Regions from separate parts of the Mus musculus genome. Here region 1 is linked to region 2. The links are chromatin loops, found by intact Hi-C in ENCODE. Cell type or tissue: heart. All regions are shown on one strand.

Region 1 (8,000 bases), 120 kb before region 2:
CACATACCCTCCCCCCTTGAGACAGAATCTCTCACTAGCCTGGGGCTCACCGATTTGGCTGCACTGGCTGGTGGTAACTTCCGCACATCCTCCTGCCTCCACCTCCTAGTCCAGACTTTTTTTTTTTTTTTTTTTTTTTGGTTTTTTGGAGACAGGGTTTCTCTGTCTAGCCCTCGCTGTCCTGGAACTCACTCTGTAGACCAGGCTGGCTTCAAACTCAGAAATCCTCCTGCCTCTGCCTCCCAAGTGCTGGGATTAAAGGCGTGCACCACCACCGCCCGGCGACATTTATCTTGATATGGGTTTGGGAGAACCAAACTCAGATCCCCAACTTGAAATACTGTCTGAGCCATGTTCTCAACCCAAATGTCCCCTCATGAGAACATCCTGTCTCTTGACACACCACGTCCTGCTGACCCCAGGGAGAAGACAGTAGTAATCGTTCCTCTCCTCAGCCAGGTCTCTGGTTTCCAAAGCCACAGCCACTCCACTTCCCTTTGAAGCATTCAACTCCCTCACCTGGAATAAGGGGAGAATATCAGGCACCACATTCAATATGGCTGCACACTTGCTCAGGATTAAGTGAGGTGGCCTGGACCATCCATAGACAGAACATAGAGGGCTCGGTGTGGCGCGTGGTACACCCTCAATGAGCAGCCACACCAGCTGGGTCAGGGTCCAAGAGGAGCAGCAACAAGCCACTTGCTTAGCCCACTCCACAAAACCCCCATCTGAACACCAGTCTCTCCTGTCTGTGACTTTCCCTGACAGGCTGATGCCTCTCTGTGTCAGAAAGTCTGACCCCTCCCACTCTCAGACACATTTATACGATTTGATGGAAAAGAAAATCACCATTTCAAGGCCCAGAACCATCTGTGGTACCACACTGGTTTTAGGTCGGTAATGGAATCACTTCACCAGGAAGCCAGCAACTACCCAGAGCACATACAAGACTGTGGGGAAGGCCTTGTCTCAGGCTCCATCTCCAGGGACTGGACTATTTTGATTCTTTTCTGACAATGCTGGAGGCCAACCAACATTGGCTCCAGACAGACGACCGTCCCCCAGCACTGGAGCCAAGTAAGGGAGAACCTTTGCTAAGTGCCGTGCCTCTGGCCCAGAGCTAAGCCCTGACCTTAGGCGGAAGGAGGAAGGACAGGGCGAGGGCCAAAATGTTCCACGGTGGCTTTGGAAATGACTCTGAAAAGCGATCAACAACGGAGCTGCCAAGCACCAGACCCAGTCAGCTGTTGGGCATAAGACCTGGGCAGCGCTGTTTGGGGATGGAAGGAAATCAATGTTTTCAAGGGCAAACAACAGACTGGTCCTTCTCGATGCGACTGCTCCGGATAAAAAAGGCTGCCATCTCCTGCTCGGAATAATGAGACAGGGGTTCAGAGAGGTCCTCTGGCCTCAAGTCCCGCAGCTGACAAACAGCAGAGCTGGGCTGGTAACCCAACTCTATCTCACCTCAGATTTTCATACTGAGGTAGGAAAGATTGACTAGGATACAAAGGCGAAGCACTGCAGGGTCGTCTCTGGAAATGAGTGTGGGTATGGAGGTGAGATCAGAGACGTTGCTCAACCCTGTGCAAATACACAGCATGGCCACAGACACCAGCAGAGCTCCAGCTGTGAAACGCCCCAAGTTTCTGATGTAGAATCGGTTGCCCCTGTGACCTCAAGATGCCCCTACAACACCCCGTGCCTCCTCTCATAGGATGAAATATTCAGGGGACCCAAAGGGGGAAGTGGTAGTGCACACCTGAAATCCCAGTTCCTGGGAGGCAGAGGAGGGAAGATCATGAGTTCAAGGCCAGCCTGAGCAGCATAGACAGACTGTTTCAACAAAACAAATTCTCGGGGTGGGTCAGGCAAGTCTGCAGACATGAAGCATCTAGGGAGGTGGGTGTGTCACTAAGCAATATGACACTTGCCTATGGTGCAGCAGACCTTGGGTACTGTCCTAGGACCGAAGAACAAAGAATCTGGAAAAGGATAAACAGGCTGTACACTGAAGGAGACTTGTCCCTGATAGGAATGTCCCAGCTGCCTCCCTGTCCAGGGCCCTGGCGTTCTCCAACACTCAAATCCCTTGCCCTCTACCATCCTGACCACCAGGTGATGGGTGGAAGGCAGTGTGAGTGCTGAGTTTCTGTTGTCAGTAATGGAAATGCAGGGAGAAGACTTGGAGCCAGGGGAAGCCACTGAATTTACTTTCCTACAGACAACTCAATACTGGGATCCCAGGAGCTGCAGAGATGGCTCAGCTGTTAAAGAGAGCTTGCTGTTCCTTTTGGGAAGCCAGCACTCAAATCAGGTGGCTTACAGCTACCTGTAATCCATTTCCAGAGGATCTGGCACCCTCTTCTGGCCTCTGATGGCATACACACTCTCGCATGCACATGCACATAACATGCACACATGCACCCATGCATGCACATGCATACACACACACAGCAAATACAGATACACATACACACACACACACATCATATACACACATAGAAATAAATCAAATCTTACATATAACTATGATACCAGATAAATAGACCTTCTATAATTTCTATTTCAATGTTTTAATTTAACTTATTTGTGGATGGGCTGCATGTATGTGGAAAGAAATCAGAGGACAACATTTAGAAGTCAGTTCTCCCCTTCCACTGGGTAGATTCCAGGAATTGTCTGCTGCCCTGGCTTGCCAGCCCAACCTTTGGGAATTTCTCAGGCCATACAACCTCCGGATGCCTTCTGGAATGATACCAGGTCAAGGGTGAACAATCAGAGTCCCTGGGCCGATCTTAATCTGCTGTGAATGGTTTAAACAGATTTAAGTGGTTCTGGGGGAGGGGGGGTCCAAAGAATTCTATATTATGATACACAATAAATCATACAAACGGCTCATTTCAAGGTCCTTTAATGGAACACAGCCAGTCCCATATAAACAGGTAGCTACTGCCACAGGAAACAGCAGTGAGTAGCTGTGAAAGGCTGTATTGTCACAAAGTATTTACTATTTGGCTTTTTAGGAAAACAGCACACTGACCCTGAGCTAGGCTGACATGGGGGCTTCATCAGCAGGCTATATATCTATACAACATATGTACATTTTATATATATATATGTGTGTGTGTGTGTGTGTGTATAATATCCATCTCAGCACTCAGAATATATATATGTATGTATATATATATATATATATATATATATATTTTTTTTTTTTTTTAAACAGGGACTACATATCTGTAATCCCAGCACTCAGAAAACAGAGGAAGAAGGAGCAGCAGGAGTTGAAGGTACCCTTGGGTGGAATGGTGAGTTCAAGGCCAGCCTGGGCTAAGTAAGAGTGCAGTGGTGCACCTTTAATCCCAATCCTCTGGAGGCAGAGAGATTGGATGTTGTAGCATGTGAGATTGGCTGACACCTACAAGCATGGCAAGTCACAGCTAGCTGATACTTCAGGTGTTATAAAGTCTGCCCTCTGTCACTACTGAGGACTTCTAGCAAGATGTGCCACAGGCTTCCCAGAAACCAGCGAGTGAAGCTGTGTGCCAATAAAACTTTATTTATGCACTCTGGCCTTTGAATTCCTCCTAGTTTTGTTTGTTTGTTTTTTACATGAACAGTGTTCTTCTCTTGATTGTTTTTAATTATTTAAAAGCATAAGAACCACTGCCCTCAGGCCAGATAAATGCAGATAAACTCATAATTTGCAGAGCCAATTTGGGAAAAAGAAAAGAAAAAGAAGAAGGAAAAAAAAAAAAAAAGGGGCTGGAGAGATGACTCAGCGGTTAAGAGCACTGGCTCCTAACCTGACCTTGAGTTCAATTCCTAGCAACCACATGGTAGCTCACAACCATCTGAAATGGGATCTGATGCCCTCTTCTGGCATGCAGGTGTATATGCAGATAGAGCATTCAAATACATAAAATAAATTTTTTTAAAAAGACTAATAGGTTACAATAAATATGGTTCAATTTTATAAATTAAACATCTGCTCTGAAAACAAGATTTGTCAAGTATCAGCTGTTGATCCAGGTGGAATTATATCTTTACTCCTCTTCGTGTTTATAATTTCCTTAGTTTGTTCATTTGGGCTTTTTTTGGGGGGGGAGGGGCTTTACGTGTGTGGGTTTTCCTATATAGCCCAAGCTGGCCTCTTAACTCAATCCTCCTGCCTCAGCAGTGCTAGGATTATAAATGTGTACCGCACTCCCTTATTCGGGCTGAATTCTCAGCAGCGAATACAGCATCCCTTTGGTGAGTGGTTTAAAGTGCAATAAAATGAAAGAGAAAAGGAAAACAGTGGGGTACGCTCAGAAAGTGACCTCAAATACAAAGCCTGCTCAGGATGTCTGGGTTTTCCCAAGGCTTCAGCCTCAATAAGTGTTGCCTCCCACAAACGTTATTTTCTCAAGGCCAAAGGGATGAAGATGGAGGGAAGAGTAGTGCGTCCCAGGGAACAATCTTGAGGCAGCTGTGTGGTGGGCAGAGCTCTCCAAACATCGTCACTGGTTGCCCACCTAGGCCGCAAGTTTGAGCGGTGGGATTCTTCCTGCAGCGGCCAAGCTAAGCTCGCATCTCTTGGGGCGGAAGAAGGGGGAAAGGCGAGGTGCTAAGGGGCAGACAGTTGACCTGGACGGAGAGGGGTGCGTTAAGTTTGCAAAAGCAGTTATTAAAATCGCGGGCTTACTTACTTTCCTGCGAGCTCAGGGAAACAGACCTTGCATTTGGCAGGGCTCATGTTGCCCAGCCTACCGGGCCAATCCCAACAGGGCGGGGGATGTGCAGTTTGCACCCCCTAATCACAGGAAGCGAGCAAGCCCGGCTCCCAAGGCACAGCAGGGTCACCAGCTCGCCACCAGAGGCGGAGGTTGAGGCGTCCTCGAGGAGGGGCCCTGGCCGCAGCTTGTGACAGCTGTGGGTCGCGGGACAGCGAGCCTCCCCGGCCATCCCGAACTGTTCCAGACTCTGGGAAACCCAAACCAAGGCCCGCCTGGCCACGCCCTCCCCAGGCCACACCTCTCACCGGGCACCCAGATCCCACCCATGCTGATTGCCTGGCCACGCCCTCCACATCCGCTTAGGCCACGCCCCATGGGCCAAACCTTCCATCCTGCTCCCAGCCACTCCAGGTCACACCCCAGGGACTAGTCCCGCCCAGACCCCGCCTCCTCCAGGGCTGTCCCTGCGCCATACTTCTGCCCCTGACCTTGAGTTTAGGACTCAAGGATGTATTTCACGTCCCTCCCCAGAACCCCTCCCGAGAGGTGGCGGTTGTGGGTTCCACAGCCCTCTGCACTGCCGTCCAGACTTTGGACACCCGTAGGAGGGATCCGAGGAAAATACTGAAAACTGTTCAGAAGAGGGAGGTCGCTTCAGAGCCTCTTAAGACATCCCTCCAAGAAGCACTTGACTTTTTAAGTTACATTTATTATTTATTTATTTACTATTCATTCATTCACTTGTTTGTTTGTTTGTTTATTGGCGGTTAGTGGCCCTTCCTCAGCAAGTGTGGAGATAAAGAAACCGATTTATTGGGCTGGAGAGATGGCTCAGCGGGGAAGAGCACCGACTGACCTTCTAAAGGTCTTGAGTTCAAATCCCAGCAACCAAATGGTGGCTTACAACCATCCATAACAAGATCTGATGCCCTCTTCTGGAGTGTCTGAAGACAGCTAGAGTGTACTTGCATATAATAAATAAATAAATCTTTAAGAAAAGAAAAAAGAAAAAAAAAACCGATTTGTAGGAATTGGTCCTCGCCTTCCACTACTTGAGTCCTGGAGATTGAATTATCAGGATTGGTGGCAAGCGATTTTACTGTCGGGGGCCACCAGGACCCCTGTTACGCATCAACAAAACGCGGACAAGCCCGGGAGCCCCCGTCTCATCCCCACCGCTCCTTAGCAGCACAGATGAGGAAGGTGTGGACCAGAGATGGACGTGAATCCTTGGGACAGGACTGTACTTAAGTAGGATCTGAAGATCATCCAAACGAGCATCTCCATGAGCCATTGGGGGAGGGGCTGGGGCGTGGCTTAGTGGTCAAGCACTGTGCGCTGAGCTCCAAGTCCGGGGTCTCCCTCTAGGGGGCACTAAGCACCCTGCCTCCACAACTGGGACCCTTGCCCAGGTTCCGAGGTTAGATGTGTTAGATCGTATGTTAGACACTTGAAGGAAAATAAAACGGGTGAGCAAAATTCTCGGTTAGGACTTTCTAGAAGGTTCCCCCGTGGTTTTAACTTCTCCTCCTCAAAAAAGGAGAAAAAGGAGGAAGGGAGGGAAGAAGAGAAGGAGGGAGGTAAGGGAAATGTTTTTCTTTTTGGAAGTTACCCACCAGTATCCAAAAGTATCCATCCTCCCACCGACCCAATTTAAAGTAACCGCATCAAAAACGGGGGGGGGGGGGAAATGAAGATACTCAAAACAGCCCTCCCTGCCCAGCTCAGGATCCTACAGAAGAGCCCTGCTCTGCAGCTTCCTGGCAGCCAGAGAGGTTTTATCTCCGAACTCCCGACACTCCCTCAATGTTCTGGGGGATAGCCTACTTTCCTGCTGACAGCGTGAAAGGCGCCTGCAACTTTCACGGGGGGGGGGGGGGGGGGTTCTAGGGACAGCGGTTCACACAGCCGGACCATGAGATCAAGCAGCAGCAGCTGGGGCAAACTTGATGTGAATTTGCCCGAATTCTTTTTGGCAGGAGAAAGCAAATTGCAGCACACAGAGAGATTTGATCTCAGCATTATGGTATGTTGACATCCCGGACTCTCGGTATACCTGGTAGTGACACTTTACAACCATGATCTTCTGCCTCAGCCCCCCAACGCTACCCTAAAGTGAAGAGGCAGGCAGATGCAGCACATCCCAGTGGTTCCATCTGTACTCCTCCACGCCACCAAGGTCATCAGAAACACGCAAGTCTGAGAAGTCACTGGGGTCAAATTCTTTTTTGGTTTTTCCACAGCTGCCCAGGCAAAGCCTTGGGTTTGGGCTAACCTCTTGCCTTAGCTGTCCTAGTAGGCTCGACTACGGTGGTTGCCATCACACCCTGGTGGATTTTCCTCTATCGGTATTTAATACTAAGGAATAAAAGATGGGAGCTGGCGAGATGGCTCAGCAGGTAAGAGCACTGACTGCTCTTCCAGAGGTCCTGAGTTCAAATCCCAGCAACCACGGCTTACAACCACCCGTAATGAGATCTGGCGCCCTCTTCTGGTGCATCTGAAGACAGCAACTGTGTACTTATAATAATAAATAAATCTTTAAAAAAATAATTCTAAAAAAAAAAAAGAGGAATAAAAGATGGGAAGGATGGAGTACTACACACCCTGGTGTCTTGTTCTGCCTCGTGCAAACACCAATGGCTGTGGCCCCCACCCCACCATCTCTCCACCCCACTCTTTTTTTTTTTTTGAAATTTTTTTTAAAGATTTATTTATTTATTACACTGTAGCTGTCCTCAGACACTCCAAAGAGGGAGTCAGATCTTGTTACAGATGGTTGTGAGCCACCATGTGGTTGCTGGGATTTGAACTCCGGACCTTCGGAAGAGCAGTCGGGTGCTCTTACCCACTGAGCCATCTCACCAGCCCCGAAATTTTTTATTAAATATTTTCTTTATTTACATTTCAAATGCTATCCCTCCACCCTCCACCCTCCACCCCACCCTTAGCTCCCCCCACTGCCCAAACAGAATCTCATGTAACTGAGGCTGGCCTCGAACTCCTGACCTTCCTGCCTCAGCCTCCCAAAGTGCTGGGATTACAGGCATGAGTCACCTTCCCTAAAAAGCTGTGCTTTTGATTGAAGTAGCTCAAATGGGGCTGTGGCCCTGCCTCATTTTTAAGCCTTTCTCTTGGCCTATGAGCAGCTAAATTTTTTGTTTGTTTGTTTGTTTGTTTGTTTGAGACAGGGTTTCTCTGTGTAGCTCTGGCTGTCCTGGAACTCACTCTGTAAGACCAGGATGGCCTCAGAGATCCACCTGCCTCTGCCTCCCA
Region 2 (8,000 bases):
CTTGCGCACAGGTCTCAGCACAAACAAATCATTCCATAAATGTCTATTACCCTTCTTAGGGCTTGACAAGCCTCTGCTTCCCTCCAGAGTCCACATCCTTCACCCTGACCTCCCCCAGAGAAGCCAGCCCATCAGTCCCTCGTTAATGAGGCTGCGTAGACAGCTGTCCCCTAAATGTGTTCTGCTCTCAGGAGAGTGAAGCATCACACCAACAAGGTGTGACCAGCCAGAAATTCTGGAGAGGTGTCCCCCCACCAAGTCCCCAAAGGCAGGGCTTCTCCTTCCAAGTCAGAGTTTCTATCCAAACTCAGGAACAAAGGAGCAGGCTGTGATTACGAAGCCTCTCGGGCTCATCCAGGGGCCTGGGCACACCAGGAAACCGACCATCAAGATCAACCACAGAGTGGCTTCCTGGTCCAGGTGGCAGGTTTCCATGCCCATGTGGGTGTCTGCACACAGTGAGATGCTTTGGTTTCTATGGAAGTTCCTATGGCATGGGGGCTATGTTAATTATGGAAAGGAGAGAGAGAGAGAGAGAGAGAGAGAGAGAGAGAGAGAGAGAGAGAGATCCATTCCCCACCCCACCCTCCCACCCTTGTGGAACAAGGCAGCCTCCAGGAAGTCCATCTACTTCTCTGAGCCTGTTTCCCTGCTTGCAAAATGAAGGTGGCAAAAAAAAGGACAAAGAGTGACTTGGGGTTGGGGTTTAACCAGAAAGTGTCGGCTGGGCTGCAGTATAGCTTGGTGGGTAGAACACTTGTCTAGCACACAGCAGGCCATCTTCTAAGTCAGCCCTGGATAAAACTGAATGTGGGTGGCACATGCCTGTGACCTCAGCACTTAGGAGGGAGCAGGAGAGTCAGCAGTTCAAGATCACCCCTAGCACACAAGGCTAGCCTGGGCTACCTGAGGTCCGAGGCTAGCCTGGGCTACTACCTGAGGCTGTCCCAGAAAGCAAAATGAAGTGTGTGTGTGTGATACGCACAGGATTTTGCCGATGCACAATAGAACATTCTAGTCTTTGCTACGGTCCGGAGTGAGGGTAGCGTGACTGGGCCACTCCACCACAAAGACGCTGTTGGTTTTTTGTTTTGAGATAGGGACTCAAGATGGCCTCAAACGGTCTCAAGCTCCTGACTCTCATCCTCCGGTCTCCCACGTGTGAGTGAGCACATCACTGCACCTAGCACAGTGACATCTTTAAGGAGGTTCCAGACACACACTAGAACTCTCTGCCTGCGAGGAACCTTTAGTCTCTGTGATCTGTGAACATTGCCCTCCTAGCAGAAAGCAATCCAGGAACACCCCGTCCCAGGCTTTCTGGGTCCGTTTTACAAACTGGCGATACAGAGAACAAACACATACCCTTGTGTTCCAGATTTCAGTGCTAGGGTGATGTCATAGTCTGTCTGCAGCACGCTAATCGTATATCCTGCGCCTGAACTATACCCTAGCTGCATGAGAATTATGCATCCTAACAGCTACACCCTAGCCCCCATGTTTTATTTACCCCTCGCAGGGTTTTATAGGACGTTCAATCAGTTGCCTCCATTTTGACATATTTTGCATAAAAATAAACATCGAGTGGTTTGTGGCTTCCCTTGAAACCTGGATCAGCTAGTGACTGGGACGCAGAGTCTGCCATGGTAACTCTTGGCCAGATAGGTTCTCTGACTCAGTTACCACCTGCCCTGTGTCACACCTGAGGAGGTCCCAGTCTGTTGGAGGTAACAGGGAGAAACTGAAGGCCTGGCTCATTTGAAGCACAGGTCTCCGTGCTGGAAGCCCTGGCAGTGTCAGGCACAAAGTGTCAGTCAGATACCCTTTGCTGTGACAAATGCCCAAGACAGCTCAGCTTATGAAAATAAAGGTTTGTCTTGGCTCAAAGTTGGGATTTTCCAGTCATCGGTGGGTCCATGATTAGCTTTGGTCTAAGTGCCCTTGGAGGCCAGAGGAAGGTGTCAGATCTCCTGGATCTGTAGGTACAGACAACTGGGTTGCCATTGGGAGCTGAGAATCCAACCCAGGTCCTCTAGAAGAGCAGCCAGCGCTAGTAACTGTAGAGTCATCTCTCCAGGCCCACTGGAAACTTTTTCAAAAAACAAGGGGTGGGGGGCTGGAGAGATGGCTCAGCGATTAAAAGCACTGACTGCTCTTCTAGGGGGCCTGAGTTCAATTCCCAGTACCCACTTGATGGCTCACAACCATCTGTAACGGGATCTAAGGCCCTCTTCTGGTGTGTGTGAAGAGAGCAACAATGTACTCACATACATAAATAAATGAATCTTTTTTTAAAAAATGGCACCAGGCAGTGATGGCACACGTCTTTAATCCCAGTGCTCTGGAGGCAGAGGCCAGTCTGGTCTTACAGAGTGAGTTCCAGGACAGCCAGGGCTACACAGAGAAACCCTGTCTCCAAAACAAACAAACAAACAAACAAACAAGCAAACGTATGTGACAGCAGGGCTAGAACCCAAAGCAGGAGCCCCAGCCTGAGCTGTGCCACCCTTCACTGGTAACTCTCGCTGCCTGTAGACACGTGCCACCTGGAGCTGCTCAAGGCTCTTGTGATTCTGTGTCTCCTTCTCCACAGGGGCTGAAGATCAGTGTGCTCTGGACCCTGTACTATGGCATCCTCAGCGCCTTCGCGCCCGTGTATAGCTGGATCCTGGTGCTCCGAGGCCTGGTGGGCTTTGGGATTGGAGGGGTGCCCCAGTCGTAAGTAAATACCTAGGGCTGGCATAGCCACCTACTGCATGCACAGGTTCAATGTTGGATTTAAAAACCCTCACGGAAGAAGTGAGCATGTAGACCATTAGTCACTAAAGCATACAGAACAGCAGACATCTGGATAGCATCTGTACCTTGCTCTGGGCTATCAGCCATCCAGAGGTGGTTTACAGCACACCGAGATGTGAGCATGCCCGTCTCTATCAAATACGACATCATTTATGTAGGAGGGAGTTGAACAGCTTCAGGTCTAGCTACCAGCGCCAGCACCCTGGAGATAAGGGGGATGACTCTGTGTCCTCATTGCCTTGGAATGTGGGGATGGCCGTGCAGGGCCTCTGGAACCTGAAGCCACGTGGGACAGAACACCAGCAGCATCAGTATCCTTCAGTTAACAGCAGCACCAGCAGTGCCCAAAGGCCCTAAGAGAGAAGTCACAACAAGCCAGACCCAACTTTGATGGCCCGGTTAACATCCATACATCATGGCCTCCAGCAGTTACTAAGCTGTTGCGGTTGAGTGTGGGACTTTTGGCCAGTTGTGGAGGCACAAGCCTTTCATGCCAACACTTGGGTGGCAGAGGTAGATGGAACTCTATAAGAGTTTGAGGATAGCCGGGTCTACATAGTAAGTTCTAGGCTAGCCAGAGCCACAGAATAAGATCCTGTCTCAAAAACAAAACCACCACCAACAACAACAACAACAAAAAAAAACTTTACGGGATTCTTGAACAGTCCCGGCATGAAAGCTTTTTCTCTGTGAGCCAAGACCGGTGGAAGATGCTAAACTCAAGTCCACACAAATCCACCCCCACAGACTCCATGATGTCAGCAAAGACCACTGCAGCTTCAATGCCTTCTCAACTTTTAGAACAATCTTTCCTTTGTAATGGGAATACTGGTTTTTGTTTGTTTGTTTATTTATTTATTTATTTATTTATGTTGGTTTTTCAAGACAGGGTTTCTCTGTGTAGCCCTGGCTGTCCTGGAACTCACTCTGTAGACCAGGCTGGTCTCGAACTCAGAAACCCACCTGCCTCTGCCTCCTGAGTGCTGGGATTAAAGGCATGTGCCACCACACCTGGCCTGGAATGCTGGTTTTAAAAGGATATTCTGCATGCTCCATTCCATGTCCAAGCTGGAGCCTATCCATTCCTCAGACTATCAGTGCCAGGGGTGGCATAGCATACACATATATACACAGCATGTGATATGTATGCATTATATGTATATACATATATATATATTTATATATATATATATACACATACATACACACACACACATATACATATATATACCATGAACTTTACAATCACAACTCTCTGCTGGGGCTCCTTCGGGACAGTCTGGAGAGACAATCTAGGAAGGGCAGGTTCACCATGAATCAGTGTGGCGACATCACAGTCTCTGTAGACCAGAAGGCCTCGGTTTGAATCCTGACTCTGTGCTGTGATCTCAGGGGAGACCCTGATCCTTTCTCTGCATCAGTTCCTTTCTCTACACATGCCCTGTCAAAGGCTGCATCGCTGCAGACGAGACACTTGGCCACCTTCAAGTTTGCCCAGCAGGCCCTCAGTTTGATCCCTAGCACCCACAAATCGAGTGTGGTCTCTCAGACCTGTGACCCCAGCACTGAGGAGCTGGAGGCAGGAGGATTGCAAGCTCAGAGTCGTCCTTAGCTAAGTGACAGTCCAAGTACCTGACACCAGGCTTCCAAACAAACCAACAAACATTTTCCTATGAAGTCAGAGCTTGGCACCAGTCCAGTTCCCACAGGAACTGACGAAGTCAAATCCTGTGCAGGAGGATGACAGACAGAGTGTAGTGTGAAGGGGGGACTGACCATGAGGATCTAACACCCAGGCGTGGCTTCCTGCCTCTGGAAATTCATTGAACCTGTTCCACTCCCTCCCCTGACTTCCCGATGATGACTTCTCCTGACATCTATCTGAGTTGGCACCCGACACGTTTTCCTGGAGTGGAAAAGCATGATTTCACACAATCCAGGAATTAAAAAACCACTGGAGCTCTAAGCAGAGGCCATTAACAGGAACACAGCCAACAATCTGGGCCGGCAGCAGCTGGTGACCTGTGGCACAACTGTAGCCCAGCTCCCAGAATTCCTGCATATGGACCACTGGCCACCGAGCAGCGCCCCCTGGTGGCTGGAGGAACTGTAGCGGCTCAGGTCAAATTCCTCCTCCCTGGATGCTACAGCAGATGTTCGCTACCCTAAATGTCTGCTCACAAATCTCCTGAAAACAGCGCAGAGGGGCGCAGAGGTGATAGGAATCTTTAGCAGAGCTTGTAAACAAAGGAAGGATACTTTCAAACAATCAGAAACTTTGAGAAACTTCTGGAAGCTTATGAGTAAATGAAGACTTACAAGTGACTAGATCAAAGAAAAGACTACACCCCAAATTGGCTGCAGGGCACCTCATGAAGAAAGGCTTCTTCCCAGCGGCTGGGAGATGTGTCATTCCCAAAGTCCCTGGTACAGGGAGGGAGGGGAGCACACCAGGTGTTGTGTGACAGAACTTGTCCTGGAGACCTACACACCCCAGACTGGGATCCCACTACAGACTAAAGTAGAGCTACCACCTGAAGGAGACCTCTGCACAGCCAGGATTCCCTTTTGGAACCCTTAATTAGGCACAAACCACACCGGAGGACCTGTTTTCACAAGAAAAGTTAAAAGTGGCTGCTTTCTGGAGAAAAACAGCAGGCAAATGACCTCGCAGGTGTAACTTTTAAGAGAAAAAGGGAGGACTCTGTTAGAATGGGCCAGGGTGCGGTGAGAAGTTTTGATTGGGTATGTTAATTAGGTGAGCCAAAGGGGGGTTTGATGGCTGGACTTTAATACTTCGATAGCTGGACCTTGGAAGTCAGCTTCCGGAGGAGGAAGTGGCCATATAAGGGAACAGACCTTCGAGGCTAGTTTAGGAATGTAATCGAAGGGTTTTTAGCAAGGCAGAGGGAATGGGGGAGAAGGGCAAGGCCTGCCAGAGCCACACTCAACATATTCAAGCTGGCCAGGGTCCCTTTACCACCCAAGTCCATCTTGGTTTTATTGGGGTTACTTATAGGAATAGGGGTGAGGGGTTACTTACAGGTGCAGAAATGACTCCAAGATGGTTAGTTGCATCATCAAGGCTACCCCAGGTAGGGTGACAGCTCACAAATCTGGGGACTTGGAGCACACTGAACAGCCTGCAGGCAGCTCAAGAGGTTGGAGAAGTGTCCTTTCCAGGTGCTCCAGTTGGTTTAAACCTCTTTCCGGCAGCTCAGTAGGTCTCTCTTTCTTCCAGGCAGCTGGTCTCAGGAGTCTTCCTCACAGTTCAGCTTGGATTCGCTCCTCTCAGTGTAACGCTCAGATTTTACCATTTACTCCAGGGAGGGGGTTGGGGAGGGGCGAGGTGCAGTGAGTCTTGTAAGTTTCAGGGACTTCCTGAAGCTACACGGAGCTGTTTATCTTCCTGCTTAAGCAGCTTCCCTGTAGAGTGGAATGTTTCAGTCTTGGAGAAAACTGTTACACAACACTCCACCCTTTCCCCCATCTCTTAAATTCTTTCTGCCTCATCTTCTCCAAGGACCCCTGAGCCTTGGAAAGGAGTGATTATAGTTGTCCACCTATGGCTAAGAAACAGGCTAGCATGCCATAGTAACAGTCACTTGATCTTGGGAGCTTCACCAGTCAAAAAGGCACAATAATGATCTATAGGCATAAACACGCGTGTGGAAGGCAGATTGACAGGAACGTCACGTTCGTCTAGAAAAACCATAGAAGTGGCTTCTCCATTGTATCCTATGACCTTCCCAGCCATAGATCTTTATCCTGGATTGCAGTACCAGATACGAACTCCCTCTTGCAGAGCAGGTCTTAAATCCAATCAGAAGGCAGTTGTTCTTACCCACGACAGCTGAGCCACTATTGCACAAGCAGACACATCATGCCTGGCACATTTGTATTTCAGCACACAAGGTCCATAGGCAAGCAGGAATGTTGGTGGCCATTCTCCGCTTGCCTAGCTCCTTTGACACCATGAAAGCCAGCCAGGAGAGTGGGAGTTTCCAGCTCGCTCCGGGTTAATTTCTCCATGCCCTATAGTCAAAGTCCGAGCATGTGGTATCTTCAGTGATAGGGTCTTACTGTCTCGTTCTTGCACAGAGCCAACAGCAGTAGCAATAGCCTTTATGGTTTGAGGGGCCTGAGGGGCTCCTCTGGTCCATAGCTCACTTGGAGGTAGCCCGCCCTAGTCACCGAGGCTCCCATTCAGTAATCTTATGGCTTCGAAGAGGCTTATGTCCTTTTCCATCCATGTAGGGTACCTTTTGGACTCAGACTTCTTCACAGTTATCATTTTAACAACCTCCTTTTCTTCTTTCAATTAACTGAGCCCTAGTAGGATCGTAAGGCAAACGGAAATACCCCCGTACCTGTTTGCCTCTCCTTTGGCTTTCCAAATCTGCGGACCACTCATAGCTTAGCATTATGTCATCTACATGTCTGAACCTTTTCCAGAGTTTAGGCAGGACAAGGCAACGTGACCAGGAAAATCCCTGAAACCCTGTCCCATCACAAAGATGACCTGAATGTCTGCTGTCATCTGTTCTCAGCAGGTGTCAGGAGAGCCCAGAAGCTCAGAACTGAGACGGTACTAAAGTCAAACTTAGGTGAGGTTTAATACAGTGCACATGTGCCATCTGTTTGTATCCATTTGTATCAATTGCTTCCTCCAGAGGTGGAGGCTGGGTACACAGAGGCACTACTTAATTAGCTCACCTTAACCCTTGGTCAGTCTCTCTGAGATACTATGTTTCCATATCCCCGAAGCCTCCCTACTCTTCTCTATGTCTGACCTATTCAGTGAGCCTGACTTAATTTGCTCAGACCTGCTCAGGGTCACCGGGGCCAAGGCTCTGCTCTCTGCAGCTGCACCTGCTGGCTCACTGGGTCATGGAAGCCCTGGATTGGCACTGTGGATGTGGCTGTAGCTGTTGAGTCTCCATCCACCATACCCAGTTGCCCAGAGAGTTCCTGGCTGAGCAAACCATCTCCACCACTAGTGTAACCTTTTGATGGAGGTAAATAGACCCTCCTTAGTCTAGGGAGAGACTCCCCACCCTAGGACAGCTTGATCATCTTCACCTGTATTGCTCAAATCGGACATCTTCTGTGACCACTCCTCAGGCTGCAGAGTCTTCCAGAAGTCTTAGCACACGATTTCATTTTCTATTAGTTCTCTCCTTACGAGCTCCAACTCCACA

What was found. A loop is a pair of places that touch in the nucleus more often than their neighbours do. Peaks named below come from ENCODE experiments on the same cell type or tissue, not always from the same donor. Only the 100,000 strongest peaks of a DNase experiment are listed, where the experiment ranks them.
Region 1: a loop joins it to region 2, with 3.0 times the contacts of the local background. A loop is called at or near these places in 2 of 42 quality-filtered maps.

Annotation. Positions count from the first base shown.
Region 1 is chr5:114,172,888-114,180,887 of GRCm38, reverse strand. All of the region lies in intron 1 of Acacb (acetyl-Coenzyme A carboxylase beta), which reads right to left. Among named protein-coding and RNA genes, the nearest start is that of Acacb, 11 kb to the right of the region's middle. In heart, CTCF peaks have their summits at 2,377 (motif pointing left), 3,888 (motif pointing left), 6,091 (motif pointing right), 7,217 (motif pointing left) and 1 weaker place; DNase peaks (open chromatin) are centred at 1,137, 2,732, 5,057, 5,997 and 2 weaker places; H3K4me3 peaks cover 2,768 bases; H3K27ac peaks cover 2,695 bases.
Region 2 is chr5:114,049,195-114,057,194 of GRCm38, reverse strand. It overlaps Svop (SV2 related protein), which reads left to right. Exons shown (of 16, transcript NM_026805.1): 6 at 2,594-2,718. Among named protein-coding and RNA genes, the nearest start is that of Gm16108, 12 kb to the left of the region's middle. In heart, a CTCF peak has its summit at 4,892 (motif pointing left); a DNase peak (open chromatin) is centred at 4,654; H3K4me3 peaks cover 330 bases; H3K27ac peaks cover 624 bases.